Linked DNA regions of Homo sapiens: region 2 is linked to region 1. Evidence: chromatin loops called from intact Hi-C (ENCODE). Cell type or tissue: endothelial cell of umbilical vein. All regions are shown on one strand. Links, peaks and the distances in the headings refer to the core of each region. The heading gives the core; the rest is flanking DNA. Region 1 has its middle 16 kb from the start of POU2AF2. Region 2 holds the start of LOC124902753 (a long non-coding RNA gene).

What was found. Peaks named below come from ENCODE experiments on the same cell type or tissue, not always from the same donor. Only the 100,000 strongest peaks of a DNase experiment are listed, where the experiment ranks them.
Region 2: it touches region 1 in a loop (2.9-fold over the local background); 3 of 110 quality-filtered maps call a loop at or near these places.

Annotation. Positions count from the first base shown.
Region 1 is chr11:111,223,869-111,235,275 of GRCh38, forward strand. No RefSeq gene overlaps it. Among named protein-coding and RNA genes, the nearest start is that of POU2AF2, 16 kb to the right of the region's middle. In endothelial cell of umbilical vein, for the core only: a CTCF peak has its summit at 6,687 (motif pointing left); a DNase peak (open chromatin) is centred at 6,723; H3K4me3 peaks cover 657 bases; H3K27me3 peaks cover 146 bases.
Region 2 is chr11:110,575,489-110,586,895 of GRCh38, forward strand. It overlaps ARHGAP20 (Rho GTPase activating protein 20), which reads right to left. Exons shown (of 15, transcript NM_001384657.1): 12 at 10,728-10,837; 13 at 8,060-8,249; 14 at 6,833-6,947; 15 at 1,555-5,737. The coding sequence ends at 3,882. LOC124902753 (a long non-coding RNA gene) reads left to right here and starts at 8,245. Exons shown (of 2, transcript XR_007062888.1): 1 at 8,245-9,057. In endothelial cell of umbilical vein, for the core only: no CTCF peak of the experiment used is centred there; no DNase peak of the experiment used is centred there.

The sequences.
Region 1 (11,407 bases), core at 3,588-8,587:
GTACATAAAAATCTATAAAGACCCAACACCAAGTGATTTTTATTATTTGTTTCTGATTAAGATAGCACCTGATTAAGGTATTAGGAAAAATCTATGTTTTCATCCAGAAACTTCTACAACTTCTTACTGATAAAAGTAATTATCAGTTATAATTATAATTATAAATATAAATATAAAACATAAAATATAATTATAATTATAACTGATAATTACTTTTGCCTTTACTCTCCTTGTTCACCTCCCACGTTGTGTTCTTTGAAGGCAAAATGGTTTGAAAACAGAAAATGGCACAATTTGAACATGTTCAAAGGGACACTTACGTCCTTAAAAGAAAAGTTTATCAAGTAAAAGTAATTATCAGTTATAATTACTTTTATACGATAAACTTTTCTTTTAAGGACGTAAGTGTCCCTTTTGGAACAAATCATGTTCCAGAGGCTTGTAACCAGTATATTGCTCTGTCTCAACTCAATGGTGTATGAACACAAAGCAGTTTCATTTTTCTCTAATTTAATTACTCCTTCACTGAAGCTCAATCAAATCTGCCCTTTGCATCCTTAATTGCATCCTAGGAAGATTTCAAAACTTTGTCCTTTATTTTCTATTATTAAAAGTCAGTCCACCACAGCTAACATCTTACTGAAAGGGGAAAAGCTGAAAGCCTTTTCTCTAAAAACTAGAACAAGGATGACCACTCTCACCACTCATTCAACGTAGGACTGGAAGTTCTAGTCAGAACAATTAGGCAAGAGAAACAAATAAAGAGCATCCAAATTAGACAGGAGAAAGTCAAATTGCCATTGTTTGCAGGTGACATAATTTTATAGACAGAAAAACCTAAATATTTGACCAAAGAACTCTTAGAACTGCTAAACGAATTCAGTAAAGTTGCTGAATACAAAATTGATACACAAAAATTAGTAGCACTTCTGTACATGAACAAATTAACTAGGTGAAAAAGAAATCAAGAAGGCAATCCCATTTATAATAGCTACAAAAATAATACCTAGGAATAAATTTAACCAAGGAGGTAAAAGACCTTTACAAGGAAAACTACAAAACACTACTGAAAGAAATTGAAGAGGGTACAAACAAATAAAAAGACATCCCATGCCCATAGGACAGAAGAATTAATATTGTTAAAATAACAATACTACCCTAAGCAATCTAGAAACTCAATGCAATCCCTATAAAAATACCAATGACGTTTTTCACAGAAATAGAAATAAAATCCTAACACTTATATGGAATCACAAAAACCCCAAATAGCCAAAGCAACCCTGAGCAAAAAGAACGAAGCCAGAGTTATCACAGTTCCAGACATCAAAATATACTACAAAGCTGTAGTAACCAAAACAGCATGGTGCTGACATAAAAACAGGCACATAGACTGATGGAACAGAACAGAGAACCCAGAAAGTAATCCACATATCTGAAGCCAAATGATTTTTGACAAAGGTGCCAAGAACACTCATTGGGGAGAAGATAGTCTTTTCAATAAATGGTGCTGGGAAAACTGGATATCCATATCCAAAAGAATGAAACTAGACTCCCCACATGTCACCCTTTACAAAAATCAACTCCAAATGGATCAAAGACCTAAATGTAAGACCTGAAACAATAAAATTACTAGAAGAAAACATAGCACAAATGCTTCAAGACTTTCATCTGAGAAAAGATTTTATGAATAAGACCTCAAAAGCAAAGATAACAAAAGCAAAAATAAACAAATGGGATTATAGCAAACTAAAAAGCTCTGCACAGCAAAGGAAATAATCAATACAGTTAAAAGACAACCTACAGAATGGGAGAAAATATTTGCAAATTCCTTATCCAAAAGGGGATTAATCTCCAGAATCTATGAAGAACTGAAATATCTTCTTAGCAAAAAAAAATCCAATGGATCTGAAGAGACATTTCTCAAAAGAAGATATACAAATAGCTGAAAAATATATGAAAAAAATGTTCAGCATTACTAATCATCAGGGAAATTCAGAGCAAAACCACAGTTATCGCTATTATCAAAAAGATGAAAAGTAACAAATGCTGATGAGGATGCAGAGAAAGGGGAATTTTTATATACTGTTGGTGGGAATGCCAACTAGTACAGCCACTATGCAGAACAGGATGGAGGTTCCTAACTACAAATAGAACTACCATATGGTCTCACAATCACACTGCTGGGAATTTATCCAAAGGAAAAGAAATCATTATATTGGAGAGACATCTGCACCCCCATGCTTATTGCAGCCCTATTCACAGTAGTCGAGATATGGAACCAAGCTTGGTGTCCAACAACAGATGTGTGGACAAAGAAAATGTGATATATGTACACCATAGAATATTATTCGGCATTAGAAGACAATGAAATCCTGTCATTTGGGGCAACATGGATGGAATTAGAGGACATTATGTTAAGTGAAGTAAGCCAGAAACAGAAAGTTAAATACCTCATGTTCTCACTCATGTGAAAGCAGAAAAAAGCTTATCTCCTAGAAGTAAAAAGTAGAACAGAGGATACTAGAGGCTGGGAAGGGTAGGAGGAAGGAAGAGATAGGAGAGATTTTTTTAAAGGATACAAAATTACAGCTAGATAGGAGGAATCAGTTCTAGCTTTCTACACCACTGTAGGATAACTGTAGTTAATAAAGTAGAGTTTCAAAGAGCTAGAAGGAGGAAATTGAATATTCCCAACACAAACAAATAGTAAATGTTTAAGATGAACATGCTGATTACCTTGATCTGATCACATTATGTATATTGAAACATCAATATGTACTTCATGAATATGTAGAATTATTATTAGTTGATTAAAAATATGTAATTACATTTTTAAAAAGCAGTGTGGAAGAGAAATCAAGGCCTCAGATATTGTGAAGCAGAGGTAGGCTACCCACATCCACACTGGGCCTTGTCCAAATTTGTGAACCAGAGAATCTGTGAGCAAAGTAAGATGGTGTTTGTTTTACTCTACTAAGTTTGGAGTGGTTTGTTATGACTTGGAGGTTGTTGTTTGTGTATGACAGCTGGAACTGTGGTTGCCACCTGGGGACCTTGAGGTAGCGAGAGTAAGAATCAGCCAACGGAATTGGAAAGGACCTTATTCCCCAGTGACATTATTGAATAAATTAATTGACCAGTCCAAGAACTGCTCTGCCTACTGACCTTTTATTATATGTGATTATAAAGTCATTTTTGTTTTGGTCACTTGGGGGAAAAAAACTACTCCAATTAAAACTTTAATCTCAAACTTGATTAACACGTCATGTCCTCTCCTCCTGTGAGTACGGTTTGTTTAAGCTAAGACTTGGGCGTAAAGGCTCGGAGGTGCTTCCTCCACCCACTCTTCAAGGCCTGCTTTCTTCAGTTGGTCAGCAGGAAGGAGGCAGAGGGCTGGAAGGAGGTGTCTCTTACAACTGACTGCTATGGTTCCTCTCCCCATAGGTTACTCTGCTTCTCAGGGAAGCATGGACAAGCTCTAAACACCTTCAATGTGGTTGGTGTTCAAATCCCTGCTCTTTCAAGGAGCCCATGTGAGAGTTCTCCTCAGGGCTCCCAGGCCCCAGCATAGTACACTTCCCTGACCCAGGAGACTTGTCTCTGGTCCTACCTCTCAGCTCCCCATAGCTTCCACCTCTAGGGGTACTTGTGACAGCACCATGACAACTCATTGCCAGAGTCCCCTTCTCATCTGGAAGCTTTTTTTTTTTTTTTTTTTTTGAGATGGAGTCTCACTCTGTTGCCCAGGCTGGGTGCAGTGGCATGACCTCGGCTCACTGCAGCCTCCACCTGCTGGGCTCAAGCAATTATCCTGCCTCATCCTCCTGAATAGCTGGGACTACAGGCGCACGCCACCATACCTGGCTAATCTTTTGTGTTTTTAGTAGAGACGGGGTTTCACCATGCTGGTCAGGCTAGTCTCGAACTCCTGACTTCGTGATCCGCCCACCTTGGCCTCCCAAAGTGCTAGGATTACAGGTGTGAGCCACCGCACCCAGCCAGAAGCTATCTGAAGTGGCTCAAGCTACCTTCCCCTGTGACCTCTAGGCCCATGGGTGACATGTTCATACTTGCCTTGGTCACACCCCCACCCTGCCCTGCCATCTCTCAGTTCTCTTTCTCCTGCTTAGTGGGGCCCAGAGCAGATCAGCAAGTCATCCAACTGGGGGCCAAGATGTCAGCCTCCCTTTCCAAGGCACCTCTAATTTCTACAAGTAATTTTCTTGGAGCCTCGCCTCACTGGGCTGGCTGGGGGTGAGAGGGTGGGGATATAAATTTCACCTCAGGGGGAAGAGAAGAAATAATTTCTCAACACAAATGCCTCACACTCATGGCTTTCTTCCCCATTCCTCCTTCTTCACACAATCCCATCCTAGTTGATTCCTGCTGCTGTAACAAACTATCTTAGACTTAGACTAGGTAATTTACAAAGAAATTTATTTCTTACAGTTCTGGAGGCTGGGAAGTCCAAAATCAAGGCACCAGCATTTGGTGTCTGGTGAGGGACTTCTTACTCCATCTTCACATGGCAGAAGGGGCAGTGTGTCCTCATATGGCATAAGGCAGAAGGGCAAAAAGAGCTGAGTTAGTTCCCTTGAACCCTTTCACGAGGGCCCTAATCTCATTTCCGAGAGTGGAGCCCTCGTGGCCTAATCACCTCTGAGAGGCCCCACCTCTTGATACTATCACATTGGGTCTTAGGTTCCATCATAATGAATTTTGGGGGAACACACAGATTCAAACCATAGCACCCCCTTCCTAGTTTTCTTATGTAGACTTGCGAGAGGGATACAAGTGGCTAATGGTAGAAGGAGCTACTCGTTACCTCCTAACCAGTCTGGGTGGGGGTGGCTTCCAGGGACCTCCAGGGCTTGGTGGGTCTCCTTACAATGGAAGATAGTTCACACCTCTTGTTTCCAGCTATGGCCCTAGTGCCCATTTAGGGATATCAGGAGAAGGACCACTCAACATCCTTCAGCAGCCTTCAACAAAAAATGGGCAAGCTTTAATAAAAGAAAAAAAAAAACAAAATATTTTCACCACAGAATCCAAGGCACAAATCTGTTTGTCAGGGATGAGTGAGACTATGTATATCTTTTGTGTGTAGACACAGAAATCCTCTCCTGACCAAAAGGTTCAGCTCCTGCGTGAGCCGGTCAGGAAGAAAGGGCTAGTTCTCCAGCTGAGGAAATCAAACAGCTGTTTAGCGGCAGGGAACGGCTCCCAAGGCTTCAAGACCCTGACACCTGAGGGGGATCATCTCAAAAATCCTCAGCTCGTGGAAGATTTTATTTTCCCCATTATCCAGTCCTCACTTACCCCCAACAGTCAGTCAAGAAGCCACTAACTGGAGGACAAATTGGAAGGACATAAAGCACAAACAGTTCAGAGAAGTCGGAGAGGCCAAGAGTTGTTATCAATAGAGTAGAGGTTATTCTCTTAGTGATTTTCAGAGTAAGCCCCTAAGAAGATGGGAATTTCATTTTAAACTTAATAAAGAATAGAGGACTACTGTATCCAGGGGGCTGACTGTGTTCTCTCCCTTCACAGCTCCGTGCATCCAATAGTTGGCCAGTGAACCAATGACTTTGCAGTCCCTACTGTTTGCAATGTGGAGACAGACAGGAGAGCCGGTTCCCACCCCTAGACTGCTGGGAGGGAAGACACGCACTCCAGTAACAATGCCCAGCAGATACAAAGCATATTGGCACAGTACCTGGCTATAAGAATCACTGAATAAATGATTTTATACCAAACTGATTTCAAAGGTTTTATATCAGAGTACCCAGAAATGTAAACCAGAACAAAAGTGCCAAGTTAGATGCACAATGGTTACAAGGGAAGGGAGTGCCGAGAGCAAGCTGATTGTGGGCAGGATGTGGGGGGCGGGGCAGCCAACTTTGAGTTGGAACGCTGGAGTTACAGTGTAGGGGTTCTGCCTCCCACAGAAAAAAATTCAAGGCCAGGGGAGCAGATTACCAATCTTGTGTCAGCTTTGTGGTCAGAAGGAGAAGTAGCGTTCTCTCAGTCCTGGAAGGAGGAGGCATACCAAGAATCCTTCTTAGAAGACTAGAAAAGATGTGGGCTCGTATTTTATCGTGAGGGCCAGGAAGATGGCAAATGGAGCCTACCAAGGACCAAAGTTTGCTTGGTTTCATCTAGTGTCTAACTGGATCAAATAAATCTAGTGCTAATAAATAACAGCTACATCATTACAATGGAACAATCCTGAGACAGGCCAATGTCTTTCTCCCCATTTCTCAGATGAGGAAACTGAGGCACAGAGAAGCTATGTGACTCGCCCATGTTTACATCATTTGTAAGTGGAGCCGGGATTCAAACCTGGCCCTATAGATTCAGAGCCTGTGCCCTTAACCACATGGCTTTCCCACCTGTGGTAAACTAGAGAGTTCTGCATGCCCAGACCACTCAGAGAAAGAGGCACCTCCTCTATGTGCCATGCTATGTAGTGATCCACAGCAAAGCGTAGGGGAAAGAATTGGAGGGATAGGCAGGGAAGGTCGGGAAATGGATTCCTTCTCTGCAACCAGTCATGGAAGGAGCATTTCAGGTTGATGTCCGCGATTTTCAGGAAGAAAAGAGTACCTTCCTTCCAGGTCACTGCAGTTCCCAAAAAAATCCTCGCTCTTGCCCAGCTGCCGGGGCAAGCCCTTTTGGCGAGCTGCGGATAGGGTTGAGGCACCACCTAGTGGCTTAAACTGAAAATACTCCCAAATGAATGTCCCTGGTGAAAGGAGGCAAGAGGGGAAATCGTGATCGCCCAAGGCAGGAAAAGGGAATCGAAAGCAAAAACTACTCATGCTCAAAGCCTCCTTTCTGCATTCCCCTCTAGCCTACAGCTACGCATCATTAAAAGATGTCCTTTTTATGCCAGCCTGGTCAAGAACTATTATGTTGTTGTTCGGGTTTTTTTGTTTTTGTTTGTTTGTTTTGTTTTGAGACGGAGTTTCGCTCTTGTTGCCAAGGCTGGAGTGCAATGGCCCGATCTGGGCTCACTGCAACCTCCGCCTCCCGGGTTCAAGCGATTCTCCTGCCTCAGCTTCCCGAGTAGCTGGGACTATAGGCTCGTGCCACCACATCTGACCAATGTTTGTATTTTTAGTAGAGACGGGGTTTCGCCATGTTGGCCAGGGGTCTCGAACTCCCGACCTCAGGTGATCCGCCCACCTCAGCCTTTCAAAGTGCTGAGATTACAGGCGTCAGCCACCGCGCCCGGCCAGGGTCAAGAACTTTTATGTGAGGGAGGTTAGTAGGTCAGGTCAATGGATTTCAACACCCCCAAAAGAACTGTAGTCTAGATTAGGCATGTGAATAAGGAGAGTTAGGGAAAGGAGGGCAGATAGGAGATTCAGTCTGAGGGGAGAGGTTTAAATACAGCTTCTAGAACTCTGAGCAATGTTCATACATTGGTGTCAGGTGCAGATGAGGCTGTCAACTGGTGAAGTCAATTCAGGATGGTTGATAAGAAGGGTTTGTGCCAGGGTCCAACCTCAGGAAACTAGGCAGCTGATTGGGCTCCCTCACTCCACCTCTAGAAACCTGGGGAGATGGGGAAATTTCAAGCATTCAAAGGATCAGACAGGAGAGGTGGAAAACAGACAAAATCAGATTCAGGAAGTGGCCAAGTTTAGTGTCAATTTATGCCAGGTTGAATGATGGTCAGTCTGTACAGATTTGGTCCCAAGTCTGTTCAGGTTAGCAGCGTGCAAGGTGTGATGGAACCCTTGACCCTGCAGGCATTGATATTCTGTTATGTTTTCTAAGAATGATACTCTAGATGTTTCTCTCTGCCCCTGGGCTTTGTTACATCTGCTCTCCAGGCACCCCAGCCCCAGCAACCCCTCAGTATTCAGACCAAGGCAGAGGATGGCATTTCTTCTATTTGACCATCAAGGACTTGCCCTTCGGGCATATCAGGACTGACACTGCAACTCACTCCTTCACCTTTCCTTTAGCCTCTGTAACTCAGCTCCCTAAAGTTTCAGGCTCCCCTGCCCCGTTCTCTCTTTTCTATTTTGACTCACCTTTATTTTCACTTTTTAATGTTGACTCTATCCTTGAGTGAAGTGTGACTTCACCTTTTGTTCTAAGCTGAGCTCAGGGCTCAGTCTCACTAGCGGTCAGATGGTTTTGCTGGTCAGAGTCGTGTCAGGAGCCTCTCCACTTGATCTCAGATTCCTGCCACAGCTGCCAGACTGCTGTTTCTCCTTATTGCAAAAGCTCAGGCCATTGAAGAGCTCCCTAAACTTATGTAGGCTAAAGGGATCTCCCTTGGGTCTTTATTTATTTATCATACAGAACTGATCATCCCCAGGGATCAATGAATGAATGAGCCTTCCTATGTCTATATTAGTGATGTATTTATGTCATAACATACTTAACATAGTCGTGTTTCCAATTGTATATGCCTGAAAGGCTAAACTGCTGTAACAGGCCCTGAGTTACAGTGTCTTCAAAATAAAGTTTATTTATCTCTCATGTTACAGTTCAGAAAAATATCAAGCTATTTTTCTGGACTCAGTCATTCAGTGACTCTTCCATTTTATTTCCTCACCACCTTTCAGAGAATTTCCCTATGTTCAGTAAATATTTGAGCACTTACTATTTAAAAGGTTCTGGGTCACATTTTACAGGAGATAGGTAGTTCAGCCTTCTCAGAACTCAAGATCTAATGGGAACACAAAGCAAGTAAAGGAATAAGTACAGTTGAGAGAAGAAAAACAAATACAATAGAGAGATCTGCAGGGATCAAATGAGGAAGGAATCACCTTCAGTTCAGGGACAACAGGAAAGTCTTCACAGAGGACATGTGTATAAGATAAGATTTGAAGGATAAATAAAATTTTAGTAAACAACAGAAGAAAATGTTACCAGTGGAGAAAACAGTATGAACCAAAGTTTGAGGATTAAAATATATATAGAAATGCTCCTAAATGTCCATCAATGATAAATTGGATAAAGAAAATGTGGTACATTGGTTTCACCGTGTTGGCCAGGATGGTCTCGATCTCTTGGCCTCACGGTCCGCCCACCTTGGCCTTCCAAGGTGCTGGGATTGCAGGCATGAGCCACTGTGCCTGGCCTTCATTTTTTCTTTGAGTCAGGATCTCACTCTATCACCTAGTCTGGTGTGCAGTGGTGCAATCATGGTTCACTGCAGCAAACTCCTAGGCTCAGGGAATCCTCCTGCCTCAGCCTCCCAAGTAGCTGGGACTACAGGCACATGCCACCATATCTGGCTAATTGGTTTTTATTTTTTGTAGAAATGGGGTCTCACTATGTTGCCTAGGCTGATCTCAAACTCATGGCCTTAAACAATGCTCCTGCCTCTGCCTCTTGAGTTTCTTGGATTACAGGCGTGAGCCACTGCACACAGATATGGTTGTTATCTTTATTATACTGATGCTTTCATGGGTATATGTCAAAACTTAGCAAATTGTACACTTTAAGTGTGCAATTAATTGTATGTCAACTATACCTCAATGAAGGTATTCAAAAAACTGCACACACAAAAAAAGAAAGTGTGGTACATATACACCATGGAATACTATGCAGCCATAAAAAGGAACAAGATCATGTCCTTTGCAGGAACATGGATGGAGCTGGAAGCCATTATCTTCAACAAACTAAAGCAGGAACAGAAAACCAAACACCACATGTTCTCACTTATAAGTGGGAGCAGAATGATGAGAACGCATGGACACATGGTGGGAACAACACACACTGGGGCCTGTCGGAGGGAGTGGGAGGAGGGAGAGCATCATAAATAATAGCTAATGGATGCTGGGCTTGATACCTAGGTGATGGGATGAGCTGTGCAGCAAACCACCATGGCACACGTTTACCTGTCTAACAAACCTGCACACCCTGCATGTGTACCCCTGAATTTAAAATAAAAGTTGGAAATCTAATAAATAAATAATAATTTTACCAAAAAAATTTAGGAAGAAATGAGGATAACAGAATAAGGCATAAGGAGAATACAGTTTTGAGAGAAGTTAGAGCCTCATTGTGGAGGACTTGGATGACAGGTGAGGAACCAGTTCTTCACTGGTGGGCCAGGGGCAGTCATCTGAGATTTGTAGTTGGGGAGGAAATGATCAGAGCTCTAACATTAATTGAGATGGACTAAAATGGAGATGCTGAGCACGGGAAAACTAACAGAAAACTACCGTAAGTCAAGGAGGACACAGCACAGACTGGATTCAGGTCGTAGGTTCAGAGAAGGGGCCTGAAGAGAAACCCACGATGAAGGCAAGACCGACAGCTGTGGAATGCTGGAAATGAAAGGGGGAAATAAAGCATAACTCAGAGTTTTCAAGGTTTATACACTCAAAAAATGGTGATGCTACTAACTGAGATATGGAAGTCAGAGCATGATCTGAGGTTGGGTGAGGGTAGGAGGGTGAAGAGTTCAGTTCCAAACATTAAGTTTAAATTCCTAGCAGACTCAGACACAGCTTTCTAGAAGCAGCTCAAAATGTATATCTGAAGCTGAGAAGGTAAAGTTGTTTCTTGTATAAGATATGGATTTAAAAGTAGTCTGTAGGGAAAGAGACATGAAGAGGAAAGAGGTCGCCAAGAAAGAGAACATAGAGCAAGGGGCTGGCGGAACATTAGAAAACTCACACGCCTTAATTGTAGGGGAAGAAGCTTCAGGGAAAGAAGAAGGAAGAAGACATATCTGAAAAGCTAAAAAACCAGGAGTGTGCAGTGTCCTGGGAGATAAAAAGAATTCTCAACAAGGTCCAACTATATCAGAAACAAAGAGAACTGATGAGGCAGATGGAGGAAAAAATATTGAATTTGATAAGTAGTTTGTAAGTTACAACTTTTAGGATGGTAGTTTGGTACGCTGAGAGGGATAAAAACGAACAAATTAAACAGTGGTTTAGGGAAGTTAGGAAACAAATATGGAAATTTAGGAAAGGAGCAACAAAATAAAACAAAAGGAAGTAGAAGTGAAGGATTAATAAAGCACAGATTAATGAATTAGAAAATAACACTAATAAATACAAAAGCTGTATTTAAAAAAATGAACTATTAGCTAACCTAGTTTTAAAAAGAAAGCACAACATACATAAGAAGAAATAAGTGGCCAGGCACAGTGGCTCATGCCTATAATCCCAGCACTTTGGGAGGCCAAGGCAAGTGGATCACCTGAGGTCAGGAGTTTGAGACCAGCCTGGCCAACTTGGTGAAACCCCATCTCTACTAAAAATACAAAATTAGCCAGGTGTGGTGGCGTACACCTGTAATCCCAGCTACTCAGGAGGCTGAGATAGGAGAATTGCTTGAACCCAGGAGGCAGAGGGTGCAGTGAGCAGAGATCACACCACTGCACTCCAGCCTGAGAGAGACAGAGTGAGACTCCATCCAAAAAAAA
Region 2 (11,407 bases), core at 3,915-8,914, 650 kb before region 1:
AAAAAGGAGCAATGGTCATCTAATAAATACCATCATCTGTGTGTACTTCATTGGGATTTCAAAACAAAACTTTCCAAATTACAACCCAGAGCCCTCTGTCAATTAATTCTACCATAACATCTGACACTATGGAGTGCAGAGCTAGAGTTCATGGTATTTAAAAACAAACCTGAATGCAACATGAAGGTGGCTCAGGAACGGGGTAAAATGCTAGCTCAGGGTAAGTCAGCACAGAATTCAAGAATACTTAGAAACTTACCTTATGAGAAATCCTCGCAGCCAGAATAGATGTTGAAGAAAGTAAACATTTTATCCAACTTTATTATTCAGGGAATAAAAATTATTTACTAACTTTTTTTGTAATGAATTTTTCTTTGCATTGGAATAGGCAGTTTGTAAAGATGTTCTCTGTGTCGTTAAAACATGAGCTGGCACTTTAGGAGGCCGAGGCGGTATCTCCTGAGCTCAGGAGTTCGAGACCACCGAGGGCAACGTGGTGAAACCCTGCCTCTACTAAAAACAAACAAAAAAATTAACCAGGTATGGTGGCATGCACCTGTAGTCTCAGCTACTTGGGAGGCTGACGCAGGAGAATTGCTTAAGCCCCAGAGGCGAAGGTTGCAGTGAGCCGAGATTACGCCACTGCACTCCAGCTTGGGCTACAGAGTGAGACTCCGTCTCAAAACAAAAACAAAAATGAAAACAAAACAAACAAAACATGACCTGGAAGGAAAATACAAATTAAACACTTGCCACCAAAATTTGGATGAAGATACATAATATTCTTAGAATTATTTTTTCAGCAGAAACAATATGGCATTGGTTCAAAGATATACATTAGATTCCTTCGAAGCAATGTCATGTCATGAAAAGTAGAAAAGCACAAAGGAGATAATCTCTTAAATTCAGTGCTTTTAGATGAAGACTCTTTTTAAAAAGTGAAATTATCATTGTGTTTCTGTAATATTTAGAGAGAAATCCTGTCTGGACTAAAGTAGAATATGTTTTTGAATCCCTTTGAAATAGTGATTAACTTTACACAGAGGGAACCTCAGCCAACTTTCAGATGGCAAAGCTGTAGTAGTCATGACAATCTCGTCATATTAAATACATTTATATGACCTGAAAAGCACTGATGTCTTGGTATGTGTCTGGGGTCATCTGGGTATTCTGGTTAGAATGGTCCAAACTTAGATAAGAAAATCTCACACAATCGAAGTGATCTTATGGTTCTTTGACATAAGAATACTGACTATATCTCATTCCAGGAGCACAGTGAAAACACAATGCTAAGAAAATGAAGACTTTGTATCTAAAACATGACTTGTTTGTTTGGTAAATAACATTAGAAAAAAAGTATTTTAAAAAACCACTTTTCCTAAAAAGACAGACTGACCACAGGTTCTGACTAAAAGCTCAAGGTTCAAATTCAACATTAATTATACTCTATGAAATTTCCAATGTTAGATTATACTCTATGAAATTTCCAATGTTAGGCAGAGATTGGGATCATTAACTAGAACAATTCTACAAAGGGCAATATTGCTCTGGTGGGATGGTTAATTCTGCAGAATGGCATTTTATTTAACAGACAGCATGGACTTCATACATATCCATTATCAGTGCCTTGAAAACCAAACAACTTTAAAAGTTAGCAGCAGTTTCTGCAAGTACAAAAATACACATTTATTACATAACATATGGTAGTAAAATTTGTCAAGATATATTATACAAACTCAAAGCATTTTAGATAAAGCATCAGTCTAATATATTATAGATTGATGGAGTATAATAAAATGACATATAGTCTGTCTTCAAATCATACAATATAATACTTTACAGCAATATTAACAAACTATTCACATTAAGAATTACAGGAGTATCTAAGGGAACACAGATAGTAGGAATGGTTATTAAAAAACCTCAGCAACTATTTTCTTCTATGCTTCAAATTGGGTGAATGATTTTTTACCTGCTAACATGAAAAAAAAAAAAAAGGCAATTTCTTCCAGAAAGACACTCCAAGCCGTTAAGAGCTTCATTCACATCTTGCAGTTCTGACTGACAGTAGTATGCCCTAAGGGAAAGGGGAGTCCCTGCTGACTTTATATATTATACCAAAAAAGATGCATATGGACACTTAGAAGTCTTAATATGTAGGACTGGTTAGTTATAAAGTGAAATCGACTTCACATCTGTGACTCAGATGGCCAGTGTCACGAAGTAGCTCTTTGGATACAGAGTTCTAAAAGATCATTGTAATGGTTAGCGCAAACAGGGCCATGTCCCCAAGAGGTAGGTAGCACCTATAGCTAATACTGAAATAACTTCTTCTATCTTAGAGAAAATATTTTTTCCCCTATAACTGAAAATGCAACCTTTAGAACAAAAAAGAAAGAACATTTGATATGACCATTTTCTGGTGATTAATAAGACAAATAATTTGGAATAAGCTAGCTTGTGAGAGAAAGGTCCATCTGATGGTGAACTAAAGAGTTTAAATAAATGGGCTCAGAGCAACTTCTTATAGGTTAGTAGTTAATGTGAAAGAAGATGCACATCCATTTTTAGTGCCATCCCTGCATACTAGTTGGCAAGGCCTGATAATCTATTCCTAGGTGACGAGATGTACTGCTGCAACCTTTAAGTCAAGAAAGCAGAGAAAGAAAGGTCCATGGATATAAAATAAACCAATGGGGTATAAGCCATGAAACATTTGGGGCAAAAATATGGAACAACGTCTGGAAGCAAAACCCAAAGCAAATGGCTGTCTGAGAAGGCCTGGCAGCCACTTTGTTGGGTATTCTATTGTGGGACTCCTTATAACCGGCCAACCTCAATATTGCTCTCTCAATTGCCAAACTACAAAAATCAGAAAAGGGATGATTTATAAGTATGTTTTTCTGGCTGACTGTAATCTAAGAGGCAGGACTGTGCAGAAACATTTCAGCAAAGTGATGCCATGGTTTGATCACATTTTAACAGCATTTGTGTAATTGAGAAAGGACAGTTGTTGTGGTCTTTTCCTCCATATTGAGAGTGAACGCTGTCAGGAGGTCACCTTCTAAATAGAAGAAGTTGCATTTCTGAAGAATGTTCCTAGGCAGAGATACCTTTGAAAGGGTACTGAAATGGGCAGCCATTTTCTTCTTTCTCCTCACAACTCTGTTTCCTGAAGCCTTGCAAAGCACTTCAACATGAATGAAAAAACAAACCGACAAATACAACCAACAAAACTGATATCATGGTACCCATGGCTTTTGAGTCACTCTGTTTTTCTCCACTCTAGCTGTAGCAATGGGCTGGTTCTTGGAATGATTCTGTAAGGACACGTGATTAGTAAGATCCCACAAAAATGGCCACTGGCTTAGATTTAGGGAAAGATTTTATATGATGTTCTTCATTACTGGACACACTTAATGCTTTGATTAGTGGCATTTTTCTTGCCTACTTATTAAAAACATTCCATGGAATGTAGATGGTTTCTCTGTACCCTTCCCCTCTCTCCTCAGGCCCCTATTCCTCATTCCTGATATCTTGGTCTTCTCAGGACATCAATCTCACAGACTGTTCCCATAAGTGCTTCCTCTGCAGAAGATGCTTTCTCTAGCCCTCTGTTAGTATCTCTAAAACCACATGACAGGACCAATCCCAACCTTTAATAAGAAAAAGCCTCCCAAACACTTAGGTGACAAAATTTTTAGCATAAAGTATTTGTCAAGTAGTCTCAATAAAGAGAATTATTTCGTTGTCCTAAGTATTAGCAATGATAATCCTTATGCTACCTCTCCCAGGTATCTTATACAAAGGGGTCATAATAATTATTGTCTATTATTATTAACCCAGTTCCTGTTCTTGTGGACATCAGATTCTTACTATGCTTAAATGTCTTTGGTTAAATACCTGTCCTCAATGTCGCAGACCACTGTAGGCCCTGAGTCTGGGCTGGTCGCATCCTCTAGAGTCCAAGAGCTGGCTGAGGCTCTTTCCCAAGGCAGAGAACCAGAAGAGCTCTGACTACCAGGCTCTATTTCCTCATGTGACTTCATGCACAGCTTAAGTCTGCTCTCCACCAGGCTGAATGGAGAGCTACAGTGTCTCTCTGAGTCCTGGAAGGGAGAAGAACTACACCTTTGGGCTGACTGCACAGGGGACAGTCCTTCAGCTGCCCTTAAGGGCAAGTCTTTTTGTTCCTCTTGCAGTGAGTTGGCTTCTGGAACACCAGAAGCATGTGGGGGTGGCTCTAAGGGTCCTTTTGGAGAAGCTATTTTCTCTTCCTCTGGTCTGGCTGCCTTTGCTTTCTTTTTGAGGGACCAGTTTTTCAAACTGGCCACACCATTTCTCAACCATGTGCTGGGATGAAGAGTTACAGAATGCATTTGTGAATGCCACTCCATGGTGTCCTTCTTTGTATAGGCTGGGCGGCTGCAAGCCTGCCCTGATGAGGGACCGGGCATTCCGGAAACATGGCTGGCATTGCTAAAGTCAGGAGAAAGGTCTTCCCGTTTTCTCTGAGCCTGAAAAGTGCAATCTATTGGAGAGGAAGTCTCAGTGGGTGTAAACACAGAGTGTTCAGAAATCTGAGAAAAAGCACTGTCTTGGGAGCTTACTGATGAGCCGGATGGGGAAGTGCCTGGGGAGGATAAGCTGGAATAGCTGGTCCTTGGGCAAAGGTTTAATCTTGGGGGTAAAACCTTCTCAGTGTTTTGGTTTGTGGCACTACTCTTGCCCACCTCAATCCCCATGACTAAACTCTGATTAATGAGCTTCTGCCCCTCCATTTGCAAAGACTTATGCCGTTTGAGATAATCCTCCTCTCCATGCAAGAGACCAGCTTCACAGCTGGTTTTATGTTGTTTCTTTGAATAAATTCCCCTGAGATAGGTCAGCTTGCGGTTCTGGTCTTCTATGTTGGGCTCTGAGCAGCGCCGATGTGTCCTTGGACCCTTGAGGGCATCTGCTGTGTGTGGTGGGGAGTATCCAGATGTATTCACATCAAAGGGCTGGTTCTTGGAATGATCCTGTGAGGACATAGGACTATAAGATGCCACAGAAATGGCCACTGGCTTAGACTTAGGGAAAAGTTTCACGTGATTTCCTTCACTACCAGACAAGCTTTTCTTCTTAGTGTTTTGAGTAGTGGCATTTTTCTTGCTGACATCAGTGCCTGTGACTAAACTCTGTTTAAAACATGTCTTTCCTTCCTCCTGGAGGGGTTGATTCTGCTTCAGATAGTCTTCATCTTTTTGAGAAAGAATTGCATCACAGCTGGACTTGCGTAGCTTTTTCTGATAAAACTCCCTGAGGTAGGAAAGCTTTGAATCCAGATAGTCGATGCTGGGCTCTGAGCAACGCCGGTGTCGCCTCAGGCTTTTTGCAGCATTTGCTGCAGCTGTGGACAGGTAGCTGGGTGTGCACATGGCAGATGGGGCCCTGGCATGATCCCGCAGTGGGATCTTTGTGTACACTAAAATGTTCACCGGCTTGGATTCAAGAGGCCGTTTCATTTGAACATCTTCATCTTTAGAATGGGCCAAGTCAAAGTCGCTTAGGGTTAAAAGGCCTTCCACCTCGGGCTGGTCAAGATCATAGTCACTGAGGGTTAAGACAGAGTCCATGCTTCTGCTCCCCTGGCCAAGTTTCTTTACCAAGTCACTGCATGGTGCATCAACATCCTCATTTAGCTCATTTTCCAAGCTGTCATAGGAGGAGTCATTCAGTTGAAAGCAAGAAATATCTGTCAAAAAAATTAAACCATGATTAACATATTTACTTACCACAAATATACTCATGCTTCCTTAAGAACAAATTCTCTTTTCATGTGAAGTGTTCAAATTCCTACTCTCAAGAAAGAGAGAATCTTTCACAATCTCAATTGTTAGTGAAGAATAAAAATAAAATTGCTGGGGTATAGGAGATTTATCTCAGTTCCTGACGAATGGGCTTTCCTTAAGTAAGATTTTCTTAAAGCAATGAACATGTCATATGACCAAGAAATGGTAAAAAATATGAAGGAATTATTGCCTTCATGGTATAAGTATATCCAGATTCTGAGTAAGACTCTGCCTTCTAACAGATTGCTAGTGGTTATACATACTTAACACTAGTCTTGGGGAAACCATTTACTAACTCTAACAATGTCTCTTTTACAAAGTTCCTTAATATCCATTACCTTATTTAATCTTTACAACAACCATAAAAGTTAGACATTATTTTCATCCACATTTTAGAGATAAAGACAATGATGTTCAGTGGCATAGAATAATTGGCCAAAGATAACATATCTAGTAATTGATGGCACAAGGATTCATATTCTGAAGGCAGCTGTATGTCTTCGAATTCAGTGTTCCCCCACCTCAAATGATGCTAGTTGTTTCAAACTGTTTCATAGCACACTAGAATTCTGACGTGTCTGAGGGACCAGTACAAGGAAGGAGAGGACAAAAAAAAAAAAAAAAAACATTCATGCCTCTACTACCTCTGGGCTTTCTACACCAGTTTCAACCATAGCAGTTCTATTATATATATTAGGGTTATTCATAAAGTTAAAAAGCCCATCAAAAAACATCATACCACAGCATGCTGCCACTAACTTATTGAAGGCTGGAACCTAATCTCTATATAGTTCTTAATCCCACTACACTGTTAACATATGCTGACCTATTGGCAGGCCATCTAAGGAAGGATCAAAAAGCCCTGGGCCCCATTGACCTGGATCAGAGGCTCCTTTCACTTCAGCTGCTGTGGGCTCCAGGAAAACCCCTATCCCAGCACGTTTACAAACAACCATGTGTCTGTTTCTCACAAAAACCAATCCAATTATTCACAATACCTGAGGCATTCTCTCTAGTGTCACATCTCACTGAAACCTCTCTGAAGAGGGAAGTGATTTCTTCTCCAAATATCCTAAGGCAATTCTCAATCAGAAATTGTATAAGCAGGGAAACCTGTAAGAAAAAGGACAAACGAAGTATTACTTTTCATATTACATGTTTATAAATCACATTTCATATATAAATCCTGATTTTTAACAAAAACCACATCTACCCAGAGAAAAATTCATATCGGCTTTAAAAGTACATTAAACAGTTTCCCTAAAAAACTATGATACTTTTAAAAGTAGTTTGGGCATAGAAATGTAATCAGTGGACTAAAGTTATTATTTGTAGCCTTGGCTTAATGTTTTATACCAATGGCTCTGTCTGTAAAATTGGGTAAAGAAATATATTTTGTTATTAAAATTTATAAAGCATCATTAGACAAAGACTTATAAAAACTATTTCTTGTGTAAAGGGCAGGCTGTCATAAGCTTGGGAAGAGGGCTCATCTGCGAGTGCACTGTGAAGGAGAAAGACAGCTAGAAAGAAAACTTGTGTTCCTGACTAGTCTCTACCCAGTCATTTGGCTGACAGGTCTATCCATGTACTGCCACCTTCTGATAGGCTCCCTAACAAGAGGTGCTTGCAGGGAAAGGTAAGAGTTTACTAGGGAGCTTTGTGACTCCATTGAGAGGTACTGGAACCTTTCTGAAGTTCCCTTGCCCCAGTAGCTGAGGCCAAGGGGCAGGAGAAATGTTAAGAGCAAAGGGAACTGATATCCCCACACCCCTTATTAACTGTCAGGGACTACAGGAGTGTGATTTCAAGTAACTACTGTATTATCACCGACTCCATTTTATTTTTAGATGAGGACACTGTGGGTCAATGTAATTTTGCCCAAGACTGTACATCTGGCAAGGGGTGGAGCTGAGAATGGAAGCTTAGCTGTCCTAGTTCCAAAGTCCTTTTTTTCTTTTCATTTAAAAAATCTTATCAGCTGCTTTATCACTTTATGGTTTTAATCATGGTGTTTAGCCTCCTTAAAGGGAAAAGAGAAGTAACCCATCTGCTATCATTTTCTACTTAACAATTCACTTTCCTATAGTCTACCAGTAAAGTCAAATTTATAAGGATACGGTATATTTAAGTTATTTAAGAAATCATCTTTTAGAATACCCCAAATTTCAGTTTCAAAACGGGGACTCAGTCTCCCAGGGCATAAAAATGAAAAACTTCATTACCTTTTTTGTAAATTCGTTTTCTAGTTCTGGGCTGGAGGAAGCAGGAGGCCAAAGAATACTTGGAGCGACACACACAGCTAAATTAAATGCAGTCATCTGATTGGATGAGGAATGTTGCTCAATGTTGTGTAACACCCCAAAAAGATACCTTAGGAGAACAACATTGGCTCTCGGAAGCTGGTCTAATAGCCTAAAGACAGAAAAATTACTCTTTAAGCAAGACATTTCATTCAAAAACTTGTAAAGACAAGCAACTCTCACTTTGAATGGGGAAGAGGGAAATCAAGAACACAGTTCAGATATGCAAGAGTTTCAGTTAACATGGTACCATACAAAGTGAGGACTGCCTGTACAGAAAGAAAAAATAGGCATTGGGAATTTATTTTTTGTTTTTGTATATTGTCTTCACATCTCAAAGAAAATGTAAAAGAATGCAGAAAAATATTTCATTAAAAAAAATGCTGCCTGAAATATTTCCCTGAAACTAGCATAATGCAAACTTAGGCCAATCCTGTAACATTTCAGAATATTTTCAACCAAAAACAACAAAAAGCTTTCTGATAAAATTAAACAGCAATTTATAAAATGCTCATTTAAGTAGCAACACAGAAATGCTGTCTCTTGGTAAGAACCCAAACCTTAGCTATCAAGACGTCCAGGTCCATTTTGAGAGCTTATGTTCTGCTCCACCAACTTCCAAGGTCAATTTTGTCCTAAATCTGTTTCATTGTATCACTTTCACATATCAGTTGCTTATAGTAGATTTTCTGCTGTTCTCATGTTGTAATTGATAAGGGATTTGTAAATGATCAGTCAGCAAAAATGACTACTATTATCCCAAAAAGTACAAATATACTGATATTCATGACTGTTTTTTTTTTTTTCAATAGAAACCTGCAACCTAGGGAAAAGATGATAGTCTGACTGCTGCTTGCACAAATAGCAGGGAGGCCTTTCTTTAGTACAATGGACTGACAATGAGCATAGTTTTTGTAAGGGTAAGTTATGAAGGACTTTGAAATAGAACAAAAGATTACTGGGTGTATTCAATGGAAAATAAGGCATCTAGCATAAGCTTTTGGGTTTTCTGCTTCTATGGGGCCCTAAGATTTTTCACAATAAGAGCTATTTTACAACTCTGTGTAAGTTATAACTAACTGATAGCAGTGCATCTAATACTTGTCTAAAGATGTGAAAATTCTGGTGGAGAGAACTGATTGATCTGCATCCCTGCCCTGATAGAAGAGGTCAGTTTTGTTTGTATTTATTTGCAAATTCACTTTAGCATTTCTGATTCATATATATATATGTGAATATATAAATGAATATATATGTGAATGTAAAAATGAATATATGTGAATATATATATGAATATATATGTGAATATATGTGTATATGAATATATGAATATATGTGAATATATGAATATATATGTGAAAATATATATGAATATATGAATATGTATGTGAACATATATGTGAATATATGTGAATATATATGAATATATGAATATATGTGAACATATATGAATACATGAATATATGTGAATATATGAATATATGTGAATATATATGAATATATGTGAATGTATATATGAATATATACATATGATTTCAACTTTGAAATTTCCTTTGAACTGGTTGTAACATCTTACTAATCTTACTAGTTCCCTCATAAACGATTTAAACAAAATATTTCACGTGTTTATATTTGCATGAGAGTCATAATTTTACCTTTTTCCAAAAAAATCCTTTAACAGCTTATAGGATATATAGCAACACAGTTTAGAATTTGATGCTCACTATCTGAATGGTTTACGCCAAACTATAATGGAAGTGGAGGTGGTATTTTGTTAAACGGCCTTGGTTTCTGGTGTCTTCAGCAGCTGTACTATGTTCTACTGGTGAAAGTTGTAGATAATTCATATATGAAAGTTGCTTAAGAAAAAACAACTGTACTAAACAAGCAAATGCAAGTAAATAATATTGAGATTCTTGAGTATTCACAGAACTAGAAATACTGCTTTTTGTTAAGGGACATTTCTTTCTTACTCTCTTATAATGCAGGAAAAGTCCAGGAATGGGGTAGTGAGTTCTACCAGCAATTTCCCTTTGCATGAGTAGAGACAGTACATCCTTTGTGATCAGACGTCCTTTGCAACTCTGCTTTTCCTTTCCACTTTTCAAGGACTTAACTGTGTCTTTGCTGTGCTTCCACAACACTCTCCAAATCTCTCTTCTAGCACTGATTGTACTGCATTGTAATTCTTGATTTTTCTATCTACCTTACCAGACTGAGTTCCATGAGAAGACAGAATAAGTCATTTTCTCTGTATGACTTCAGTTGGTGAATGCAATATATGATGAGTTGTCTGGTTAAATATTTACAAAAATTAAGATCATAAACTGAAGATTGGGTGTATAGTATTAGCTAGTGGACTAATGGATTTCAGCTCCTATCAGATTCAGGTATATGGAAGGTGTACAATCTTCAAGTATTACAATGTTCAACTATAAGATTAAGAAGGAAAACAATGACAAACTAGCATACATCTATTTTTAAACTGGTCCACATGGATATGACTTTGATAGCTGTCATTATTTTAATAAATAATCTTATAAAATATTTTTAAAGTATTTTTGAGACATGACCAAATTAGAATAATTACCTTTGAACAGTATTTATTTTCTCTTCATCATTTCCTTGATCCATTACAGAGACCCAGTGATCATAGAGATCTGATGAAAAAATACTTCCTGGAATATTTCGCAGAAAATCCTTAAATAGATGGAAAAACAAATATTTCAAATAATTATCCTCATGCCAAATATGTATTAGAGAAAGTAGAAGACATTTTGTTGAAAAGTTCCCTTACGTACTCTCTTCTGTGAACTACACAGAGCTCTGCGCCAACTCTCCATTGACTTGGGGACACAGAAACATGTACTTTGATTTTCTTATAGCAAAGATCATTGGGATAACTGGAGTCTTCATTACGGTGGGAAAATAAAGGACAACTCATTTGGCTGAAACTTACTGTTTGCATATATTTTAGTGAACTAGTATGACATGACAAGGTCTGGCAGTAAACCATCCTAAATTCCTTTTCCCCTGTCCCTTAGACAGCTAGTTCAAGGAAATGTACCAAGGTATCTATGAGGTTCATTGTCTGGTAGTCATTCATTGAATCATTCTACATGCATTTATTCATATGTGCCAAGCACTATTTAAGTTGCTAGGGATAGAGAAGTGACTAAAACAAAGTCTCTGTTATCTTGGAACTTTATATTCCAGTGTTATTAGTGCAAAATTGCATCAAGAGGTACTTAAGGTTTCTCCCTGTATTCC